2 separate regions of the Homo sapiens genome follow, and region 1 is linked to region 2. A link is an interaction called in ENCODE POLR2A ChIA-PET data of the cell type or tissue named here. Cell type or tissue: Panc1. All regions are shown on one strand.

Region 1 (5,000 bases), 79 kb before region 2:
GGGCGCCCATTCGTCTGTCCCAGAGCTTATTGGCCACTGGGTCTCACTCCTGAGTGGGGCCAGGGTGGGAGGGAGGGACGAGGGGGAGGAAAGGGGCGAGCACCCACGTGAGAGAATCTGCCTGTGGCCTTGCCCGCCAGCCTCAGTGCCACTTGACATTCCTTGTCACCAGCAACATCTCGAGCCCCCTGGATGTCCCCTGTCCCACCAACTCTGCACTCCATGGCCACCCCGTGCCACCCGTAGGCAGCCTCTCTGCTATAAGAAAAGCAGACGCAGCAGCTGGGACCCCTCCCAACCTCAATGCCCTGCCATTAAATCCGCAAACAGCCCCTCCTGTCCCCTTGTCATTTGCTTCCCTGAGGACCCACTTCCTTGTCCCACTCCCCAAGTCACCCGGGTGCTTCCTCTGTGGCCACTGAGGAGCCTCCTCACTTCTGGTTCTGACCCCATGTCCAGCCATGACCATGTTTGGTGTCAGAGACACCTCCTGAGTCCTCCTCCGCTCCACGCATATTGTCATTGTGAGACCAGCTTGAGGTGCAAGGATGTGGGGTCACCTTCCGCTCTTACTGTCCATGTCCCTGCCCCACCCAAGATGACTTCCAGCAACACTGCCAGTCCACAGAAGTATTTAGGAAGGAGAGGGGATGGGTTTTGTGACTGATGTCAGAGGCCAAGGGAGAGGGGACAGTCCACAGTGATGCACAGCCAGGCCCAGCCACCCCTTCCAGGCAGAAGGGCCACACACTGGGCAGCTCTCAACATAGGCTGATTCTCCCAGTTCTGGAGGCCAGAGTCCAAGATCCAGCACTCCCGCCAGAGGCCCAAGGGGAGGGTCCTTCCTGCCCTCTCCAGCTCCTGGGGAACCAGGCATCTTGGGCTGGTGGTCACCTCACTCCACTCACTCTGCCTGTCTTCTCGTGGCCTCCCCATGGTGTGACTTCTATGTCCTAACTCAGCGACATCTGCAGACCTCCTATTTCCAAATAAGGCCACATCAGGAACTCCCAGGAGACATGTATTTGGGGGCCGCTGTTCAGCCCCTGCACTGCTCCCCACACAGCCCCTGGGTGTTTCAGTGCAGCATGTGTCCTGCCAGGGAGATGGCGAAACCAGACACTATGGTCCCTGCACTTGTGGCCCGGGTTCTAGGAGGTGAGGCCGGCAGGGAACAAAATAACCAGGTGGTGCTGGGATTTGTCCTTTGCGGAGAGCAAACCAGTGGCCTGGAAAGTGGCCAGGGAGGAGTGTTCCACCCGCAGCACAGGTGAGGACGCGCACCCTGGGCGCTGCAGGTAGCAGGGCCCGATGTCGTAGAATGAAGGAGGCCTCTGGTGAGACCTGTGGCAACAGGGACACATGCTGCATCCCGGTGTTCAATTCTTGCTCTTCCTGTGCCCTGAATGGGGAGTGGCACCTCTTGAGTTTTCAGAGGGAGGAAGTATGCCAAGTTCACCTGGACCCTAGATAGGGAAAGGAGCTTGATGGGGGCCAAGGACAGGTCACAGGCTCAGTGGGCTCTGTGTGCACAGGATTGGGGGCCAGGCTTCGGCCACAGGGGCAGTGGTTTTAGTCCTCTTGTCCTGGTTCCTGTGGCCTCCAGAAGGGGCTGTGGCAAGGCTGAGAGTCGGGTTGGGCTGGGGGCTGATGGGGTGTGGTAAGGCTAAGCAGGGTAGGTTCCAGGGCAGGGAACAACACCCAAGTAAGGCCAGGCGCAGTGGCTCAAGCGTGTAATCTCAGCACTTTAGGAAGCCAAGATGGGCAGATCACTTGAGGCCAGAAGTTCAAGACCAGCCTGACCAACATGACGAAAACATGTCCCTACCAAAAAAAATACAAAAATTTGCCAGGCGTGGTGGCGGGCACCTGTGGTCCCAGCTACTCAGGAGGCTGAGGCAGGACAATCGCTTGAACCCGGGAGGTGGAAGACCATCCACTGGCACCTGAACCCATCAGGCAACTGTCCCTTCAGCTCTGGGCGCCTACTTGGGTGGAGGCAGGAGGTCCCAGGTGAGGACAGCACTGGGTCCACAATGGGAGAGAATGAGAGATCAGGTCAGGGCATTCCACTGTCACCTCAGTTGCGGGTGTCCACACTGAGACATGGACATAAGCCCGAGAAAACAACACGAGCTGTACCCTGAACAAGAAGGCAGTCCTCCCCAGCCCCTTGGAGCTCACAGGAGCACTGAGGCCCTTGCCTGTGAGCCCAGATCCACCCTGGCCCATTCCATAGGGTGACTCACTCAGCCTCCCTGACCCCTGCTGACCGGTTCAAGGCTGGAGCCCTGTTTTCACCCCTTCTCTGCCTGCAATGCCAAAGAATTCAGCCACAATTTGCTTTTTTTTTTTTTTTTTTTTTTTTTTTTGAGACTGGATCTCACTCTGTTGCCCAGGTTGGAGTGCAGTGACGCAATCACAACTCACTGCAGCTTCCACCTCCCAGGTTCAAGCATCCTCCTACCTCAGCCTCCTGAGTAGCTGGGTCTACAGGCGTGAGCCACCACGCTTGGCCTGCAATGTACTCTTTTTTTTTTTTTTTTTTTTTTTTTTTTTTTTGAGATGGAGTTTTGCTCTGTCGCCCAGTCTGGACTACACTGGCGTGATCTCGGCTCACTGCAACCTCCACCTCCTGGGTTCAAGTGATTCTCCTGCCTCAGCCTCTCAAGTAGCTGAGGCTACAGGTGTACGCCACCACGCCTGGCTAATTTTTGTATTTTTAGTAGAGACGGGGTTTCATCATGTTGGGCAGGTTGGTCTCGAACTCTTAACCTTAGGTGATCCCCCAGCCTTGGCGGCCCAAAGTGCTGGGATTACAGGCGTGAGCCACTGCACTCGGCCCCGCAATTTACCGGGTTTTTTGTTTGTTTTTGTTTTTGTTTTTTGAGACAGAGTGTGGCTCTGGCACTCAGGCTGGAGTGCAGTGGCACGATCTCTGCTCGCTGCAACCTCTACCTCCCAGGTTCAAGCAATTCTTCTGTCTCAGCATCCTGAGTAGCTGGTATTACAGGCGCCCGCTACCATGCCCAGCTAATTTTTATTTTTAGTAGAGATGGGGTTTCCCCATGCTGGCCAGGCTGATCTTGAACTCCCGTGATCCGCCCGCCTCAGCCTCCCAAAGTGCTGGGATTACAGGCATGGGCCACCGCACCTGGCCACAATTTACTCTTTTTTTTTTTCTTTTTTTCTTTTTTTTCTTTTTTTTTTTTTGAGACAGACTCTTGCTCTTTCGCCAGGCTGGCGTGCAGGAGTGCAGTGGCGTGATCTCAGTTCACTGCAACCTCCACCACCTGGGGTCAAGTGATTCTCCTGCCTCAGCCTCCCAAGTAGCTGGGACTACAGGCACCCGCCAGCACACACAGCTAATTTTTGTATTTTTAGTAGAGATGGGGTTTCACCATGTTGGTCAGGATGGTCTCTATCTCTTGACCCCGTGATCCACCCGCCTAGGCTTCTCAAAGTGCTGGGATTACAGGCATGGGCCACCGCACCTGGCCACAATTTACTCTTTTTTTTTTTCTTTTTTTCTTTTTCTTTTTTTTTTTTTTTGAGACAGACTCTTGCTCTTTCGCCAGGCTGGCGTGCAGGAGTGCAGTGGCGCGATCTCAGTTCACTGCAACCTCCACCACCTGGGGTCAAGTGATTCTCCTGCCTCAGCCTCCCAAGTAGCTGGGACTACAGGCACCCGCCAGCACACACAGCTAATTTTTGTATTTTTAGTAGAGATGGGGTTTCACCATGTTGGTCAGGATGGTCTCTATCTCTTGACCCCGTGATCCACCCGCCTAGGCTTCTCAAAGTGCTGGGATTACAGGCAAGAGCCACCGCACCCAGCCCACAATTTACTGTTAAGTGCACTCTACCTCGTGGGTCTTCAGAGGCCCTGGATTGGTGTCTCATCTCTCAAGGTTTCACCCCACGCGGGAGTGGGTAGGAGCTGGAAAGAGCCCCCCTGCCGGACCCCTGACACTCGCAGTGTACTCAGAGCTTTACCTCCCAGCCCAGACCTGCAAATTATTAAGCCGGAAGAGAATTTCAAACCTAGCCTGATCCCTTCACACTGAGTCCCAGGTGCCACAGCAGCACAGACCCAAATGCCTTAGCTTCCTTCTCTGCTGCCGGTGTCTGACATCACATCAATTTGCGTCCAGCAACCACTGAAGCCAGCAATGTGAGAAGCCCAGAGAGTACTTAAAACTCTCTCCAGCTCCTCTCCCTCCCTCCATCCGAACCTGGCCCACTGCCGGGTGGCTGAGCCAGAAAGGGATGGGAGTGGAGAAGGGGTCTTCAGGCTGAGCTGGGCGGGGGCGACTGTTGCATTGTCTGCTCTGCGAAGCAGAAAAGGAGAGGAGGGAGAGGCACAAATGGGGCGGGGCTGGCTTCGGGCCTTTATTTTCTAGGCTCACCACTGCCCTCTCCCTGTGAGAAGCAGTCGGAAGGGATTGTCCTTCCTGTACTGCAGGAGGAGAAGCTGAGAAACTCAGCTGTGAGACGTGATCAGACTAGTCCAGGACGACACCCAGACATACAGGCCAAAGCTGGGGTCCCTGAGAAGGCCTCTTGCCTCCTAGAGCTTCACTGCTCGCCTCCACTAGAACACTTCGAGGAAGCTTTGAGGGAACAAGAAGCAGACTGAATTCTGGCTTTCTGTAAGGACAGTGAGACTCTATGGCTGGACACAGTGTCTCACTCCTGTAATCCCAGCACTTTGGGCATTTTGCTTGAGCCCAAGAGTTCCAGACCAGCAGAGCAACATGATGAAACCCTGTTTCTACAATAATACAAAAATTAGCCGGGCATGTTGGCACATGCCTGTAGTCCTAGCTACTCAGGAGACTGAGGTGGGAGGTTCACTTGGGCCATGATCACACCATTGCACTCCAGCCTGGGCCACACAGCAAGACCCTGTCTCAAATATATATATAAATATATATATATATACACACACACACTCATACACACACACACACACACACACACATTTGCAAGGCCAAATT
Region 2 (5,000 bases):
TGTACCAAATGCCACCAAATTGTAAACTTTAAAATGGTTAATGGCTACTTTTCTGTTATGTGAATTTTTCCTCAGTTGAAAAAATTAAAAACACAAAGAAGAAACAAAACCCCATGCTGAGAAACCATGTCTCCATCTCAGCTTGGCACGCGTCTCCTGGCGGCGAGTGAGGGCACTGTGTGGGCAAGGCTGGGGGAGCCGGCCCTCATCCTGCCCATGAGGCTGCCAAGTGGGCAGGCCCTAAGGAGTGGAGTTGGCCAATATCTGCCATGCTGACTCTGCAGCTGAAGAGAGAATGAGGGTCTCTATGCACCCATGTGGAAAGATGCCGAGTATTGGGATATATCGCTAATGGACACTATATCACACGGTGTCGAACAGCATGCAAGCGCAATACCTTTCATGCGAGAAAGGTGAGGGCCAGGAGGAGCAGCCGTAGGAGCTTGTCTTTGTCTAGAGAAAGAGAACAGGTAAGCAGGCAGTGAAGAAAAGCACATCTCTGTTGGGGACATTGCAGGAACTGGCTTCCATGCTGACATGGGAACCGCCTGAATACATGGCTTCTGCTGGACAGTGAAGATGAGGGAAAAAGGTAGCTTCCCCTTGTTCCAGCCCAGCTCACCTTTTTTCTTTCTTTTTTTTTTTTTTTTTGAGACGGCGTTTCTCTCTTGTCATCCAGGCTGGAATGCGGTGCCGTGATTTCGGCTCACTGCAACATCCGCCTCCCGGGTTCAAGCGATTCTCCTGCTTCAGCCTCCTGAGTAGCTGAGATAACAGGCACCTGCCACCACGCCCAGCTAATTTTTGTATTTTTAGTAGAGACGGGGTTTCACCATGTTGGTCAGGCTGGTCTCGAACTCCCGACCTCAAGTGATCCACCCGCCTCAGCCTCCCAAAGTGCTGGGATTACAGGCATGAGCCACTGCACCCGGCCTCCAGCTCACTTTTGACCCAGACTTGGTGTTCCCTCTGCCTGGAACACTCCCTCCCGCATCGGAATGGCTGACTTCTTGTCATTTGGATGTCAGCTTAAATGTCTCCACGCCACAAAGGCCAGCTCATCTTGTTCTACATTTTGTTTTGTTTGTTTCCCTCTCTGTTTTCTACACACACAGCCCCCAGGAACGAGGCCCGGGTGAGCAAAGTGGGTGACCACCCCTGGCACACACTGATCCTTGGTGACCTTATCTGGTTCCAGAGCATCAAATAGCCTACTCAGCCAAACACAGTGGCTCACACCTGCAATCCCAGCAATTTGGGAGGCTGAGGTGGCAGGATCACTTGAGCCCAGCAGTTCGAGACCAGCCTGGGCAACAGAGCAATATCCCATCTCTACAAAAAAAATTTTTTTTTAATTCTGTTCCAATTTTCATGTACATAAAAATAAAAATAGCTGGGCATTGTGGTGCACACCTGTAGTCCCAGCTACTCAGGAGGCTGAGGCGGGAGGATCACTTGAGCCCAGGAGGTGGGGGCTGCAGCGAGCTGAGATTGCACCACTGCACTCCAGCCTGGGAGACAGAGCAAGACCCAGTCTCAAAAAAAAAAAAGAAAGAGGAAAGGAAGGAGAGGGGAGGGGAGGGGAGGGAAGAAAGAAGGAAGGAAGGAAGGAAGAAGGAAGGAAGGAGGGAAGGAAAAGAAAAGAAAGAAAACATTAGTCTACTCTCATCTCTATTCCTAGTGACGCCAGGTGGCTACTTCCCGGCCACGCTGAATGAGACACTGGGCCTCTGCACTATCGGGCACCATCAGATCTCCACATTTGCCAGGAAGGGGAGGCCAGACCCAGGGCTGGGGTGATCCTGGCCAGTGAGGGGCTATCCCCTGCCCTTTCTTCTTGGCTTCAGGCCAGGGGAGGAAACAGGGAGCTGTCAGCTGGCCTTCCTCAGCCTCCTGGAGCCAGGCCTGCCTGCCTCAGCTTAGCCAAGTGGAACTTGGGGAATCAGCTGCTGAGGTGGCAGAGTAGGGGTCCTGGACCTACCCCCGATCTGGATCCTGCCCCAAGGGCTGTCTGAGCAGGGCTAGCTAGGGCAGGGCAGGCAAGTGTCGAGCACAGGGCACCACAGCAGAACGACTGTGCTGGGACGGCCCACAGCAAGGAAGGCAGGATGGGTTTTCGTGGCCACAGGACGGCCACGTCCCCTACGGGAAACTCAACAGGAGCCCAAGGGCCTGGGAGAGAGGCCTGGGGAGGAACCCCCTTCCCACCCACCAGAGCCACCACCGCCCAAGGACAGGTGCCCACGGTCAAGAAGCACAGTGCCACAAAGACACCTCAGGGATGGTGGGGCTGCCACGGTGACAGACTCCCCAGGCACGTATGACACGTCCAGAACAGGTCAATCCATGGAGACAGAAAGCACATGAGAGCCTGGTGGGGGGATGTGAGGGGAGGAGCCTGCCTATGGCCACAGGGCCTTTGGAGGGATGAGAATGTCCTGGAAGCAGACCAGGGTGATGACTACACAACATGGCAAATGTGCTAAATGCCACCAAATTGTACAGTTTTAAATGGTCAAAATGACAAATGAATTTGGTCCGAACACAAATGGTTTCTCACAATGCAGGCGCTCCAGCTCTGACACGTGCACTTCTTTATTGGAAAAGAATAAAGCAGTCACTGATGTGGCAGGGGCAGGACACGAGCAGCTGCCGTCCTCCTCCCAGCGTGCCTGGCATGGTCGCAGGGGAGCGGGTGCCTGGAGTCCCGGTGACACCACGGGGCACACTGAGGGAGCTGAGGAGCCGGGGCCGCGCAGCCTCCTGGATGCTCAGCGGATCTAGTGTGAGGACAAGGTGGGCAGAGGAGACAAGGAAGGCGAGGGGTGAGCAGGGGCTGGCTGCCGTCCCCAACTTGGAGGGGTCCCTGCCAGCCCCTCCTCACCGTGTACTTGTCCCACTTCTTTTCAGGGTCGTAGGGTTCCCAGCGGCTGGCGGGAAAGATGTGCTTGTTCTTCTCGTACCAGCTCCTCAGCACCACCTTGCCTGCATGGGACTAAGGGAGGAAGAGGGCACAGGGCCGCCTGCTGACCTCCCCTTCCCTTGGCTTCTCCTCCATAGCCCAGGGACACCCGTTCCCCCTCACACGGCCCCCTACGCTGTACCTCATCCTTCTCCACAGTGGCGTCACTGAGCAACCGCACATCGTCATGAACATCAAAGTTGAAGAGTGGTCCTGCAGGGGAGAAGTGACAGCCCAATGTCCCGCTGCTGCCCCAGTGACAACATCGGCGGCAAGGTGCTATGGGGGCGGCTGGGTCGGCGGCACTCACCACTCTTCCCCCGTGCCTTGGTGACGATGAAGTCGTAGAAGCTGTGATGCTGGGAGCCAAGGGCAGGAAAGCGGCGTCTTGATGGTCCATCTCGGCCCCTCCCCACACCCCCCGCCTGCGCACACTGCCCCCACCAGCCTGAGCCAAAGCCCAGGGTGCTGCACCCACTGCGGGTACTGGGGCTGAAGGGACTCACGTGAGGGATGATCAAGTCCTCCTTGATGTACATGAGCTGCTCCACCCCTGCGGACCTGAGGGAGGAAGGCAGGAGGGCGTGGGCAAGAGGACAGCACCCCTGCCCAGGGAGGGAGGAGACAGCCAGCCCAGGAGAGCCCATGCTGGGGCTGGGAAGCAGCGGCCAGTTGGCTGTGAGGGAAGCTCCATGGTTTAGTGAGCACAGGACTGGCGCCCAGCACCCTCCACCTTTGGGCTAAGGAACCAAGGCAGGCCGCTCTCAGCAAAGCTCTCTGGTGGGAGGGAAGGGAAGAGGAGCCTGACCCCCTCTTTTGGGAGGAGAGTGCCCAGCACGCTGCTTGCTTGCCCAGACAGCGCCCACATCACACTGGGTGTCTGGCACCCAGGCTGGAGCCACAGGTGCCACACACACCACCGTGCACACACGCACACCTCACACCTCAGCTCACTGAAGTCTTTCCGAAGGATCTCGAGCGCCTTCTGCAGGAACTGCTGCATGGTGTTGCCCTTTCTCATCTGTATCCGGGAATCCAGGAGTTGGGAAGGGAAGGCGGAAGCCTGCAGAAGGGCTCTCAACAAGGCAGAGGCCCAGAGGGCCCTGCCAGACGCTGCAGAGCCTCAGCCAGGCCTGGGCCTCACTCCCCAGACAGGGGGCCAGGCCCTGGAGCCAGTTATCCTCAGGATCCCTGGGGCTTCCCAAGTCAGGAAGGTCAGTTCCTTCCCACGGAACCTGAGGGAGGCTGGGCCCATGGTGAGCAGGAAGCAGGCTGCACGCTGCCTACCTTGACTGTCCGCCGGTGCCCAGAGCCATCCCAGTAGCTGAAGGTGATCTCGATCTCCTCACCTACAAGGCAGAGCTGCCTCTTGGTCTCCAGCCCCACTGAGAGCAGCCTTGGGGCTCAGCGCACCACCCAGGAGACTGTGGACAGGGAAGCTGGCTTGGGCCCAGGCCCCTCGCGTCTGACTCCGCAAACACTCACTCTTGATCTTCTCCTGCTTGGCTTCCCACTCCTGCCGCAGCTCTTCCCGAAGCCGATTCTCCTCCTCCTGGGAGAGGGAGCAGGCAGACAGGTGAGGCCCAGGGCTGCTCAGGGTGCACGCAGAGCCTGGCTCCCTAAGCAAGGGTCTCCACCAGGGCTGGAGTCGAGGCCGGGGTCAGGGCCAGGCAGCCTTTACCTCACGGTCTCGATCAGGCAAGAAGCTTGTGTCAACGTCTGGGTTCTTCCCCAGTTTTCTCTTCTTCGTGGTGATCTCTGGAACAAAAGGAAGCCGAATATCATAGCATTATTATAAAAATGATTTTGATATGGCCGACGCCCAGGGTCCCCCAAGCATACCTTGAGAACAGTCGATCTAGAAGACAAGCCTAGGGCGGGCACAGAGGCTCACGCTTGTCAACCCAACACTTGGGGAGGATGAGGCAGAAGGATCACTTGAGCCCAGGAGGTGGAGACCAGCATGGGCAACATAGCAAGACCTCGTCTCTACTAAAACTCAAAAAAATCAGCCGGGTGTGGTGGCGCACCTGTAGTA

The links. ChIA-PET counts read pairs that join two places held together with the same protein. Peaks named below come from ENCODE experiments on the same cell type or tissue, not always from the same donor. Only the 100,000 strongest peaks of a DNase experiment are listed, where the experiment ranks them.
Region 1: POLR2A ChIA-PET joins it to region 2 with 13 read pairs; 14 of 35 experiments call an interaction of 5 or more read pairs at or near these places.

Annotation. Positions count from the first base shown.
Region 1 is chrX:154,526,723-154,531,722 of GRCh38, reverse strand. It overlaps G6PD (glucose-6-phosphate dehydrogenase), which reads left to right. Exons shown (of 13, transcript NM_001360016.2): 13 at 1-332. Among named protein-coding and RNA genes, the nearest start is that of FAM3A, 13 kb to the right of the region's middle. RefSeq lists enhancers at 2,095-2,389, 4,730-4,879. In Panc1, no CTCF peak of the experiment used is centred here; no DNase peak of the experiment used is centred here; H3K4me3 peaks cover 851 bases; H3K27ac peaks cover 1,382 bases.
Region 2 is chrX:154,448,204-154,453,203 of GRCh38, reverse strand. FAM50A (family with sequence similarity 50 member A) reads right to left here. Exons shown (of 13, transcript NM_004699.4): 5 at 4,644-4,720; 6 at 4,448-4,514; 7 at 4,250-4,311; 8 at 3,907-3,983; 9 at 3,469-3,523; 10 at 3,273-3,321; 11 at 3,105-3,175; 12 at 2,885-2,995; 13 at 2,550-2,780. The coding sequence ends at 2,772. MIR6858 (microRNA 6858) reads right to left here and starts at 2,884; the gene lies at 2,818-2,884. In Panc1, no CTCF peak of the experiment used is centred here; no DNase peak of the experiment used is centred here.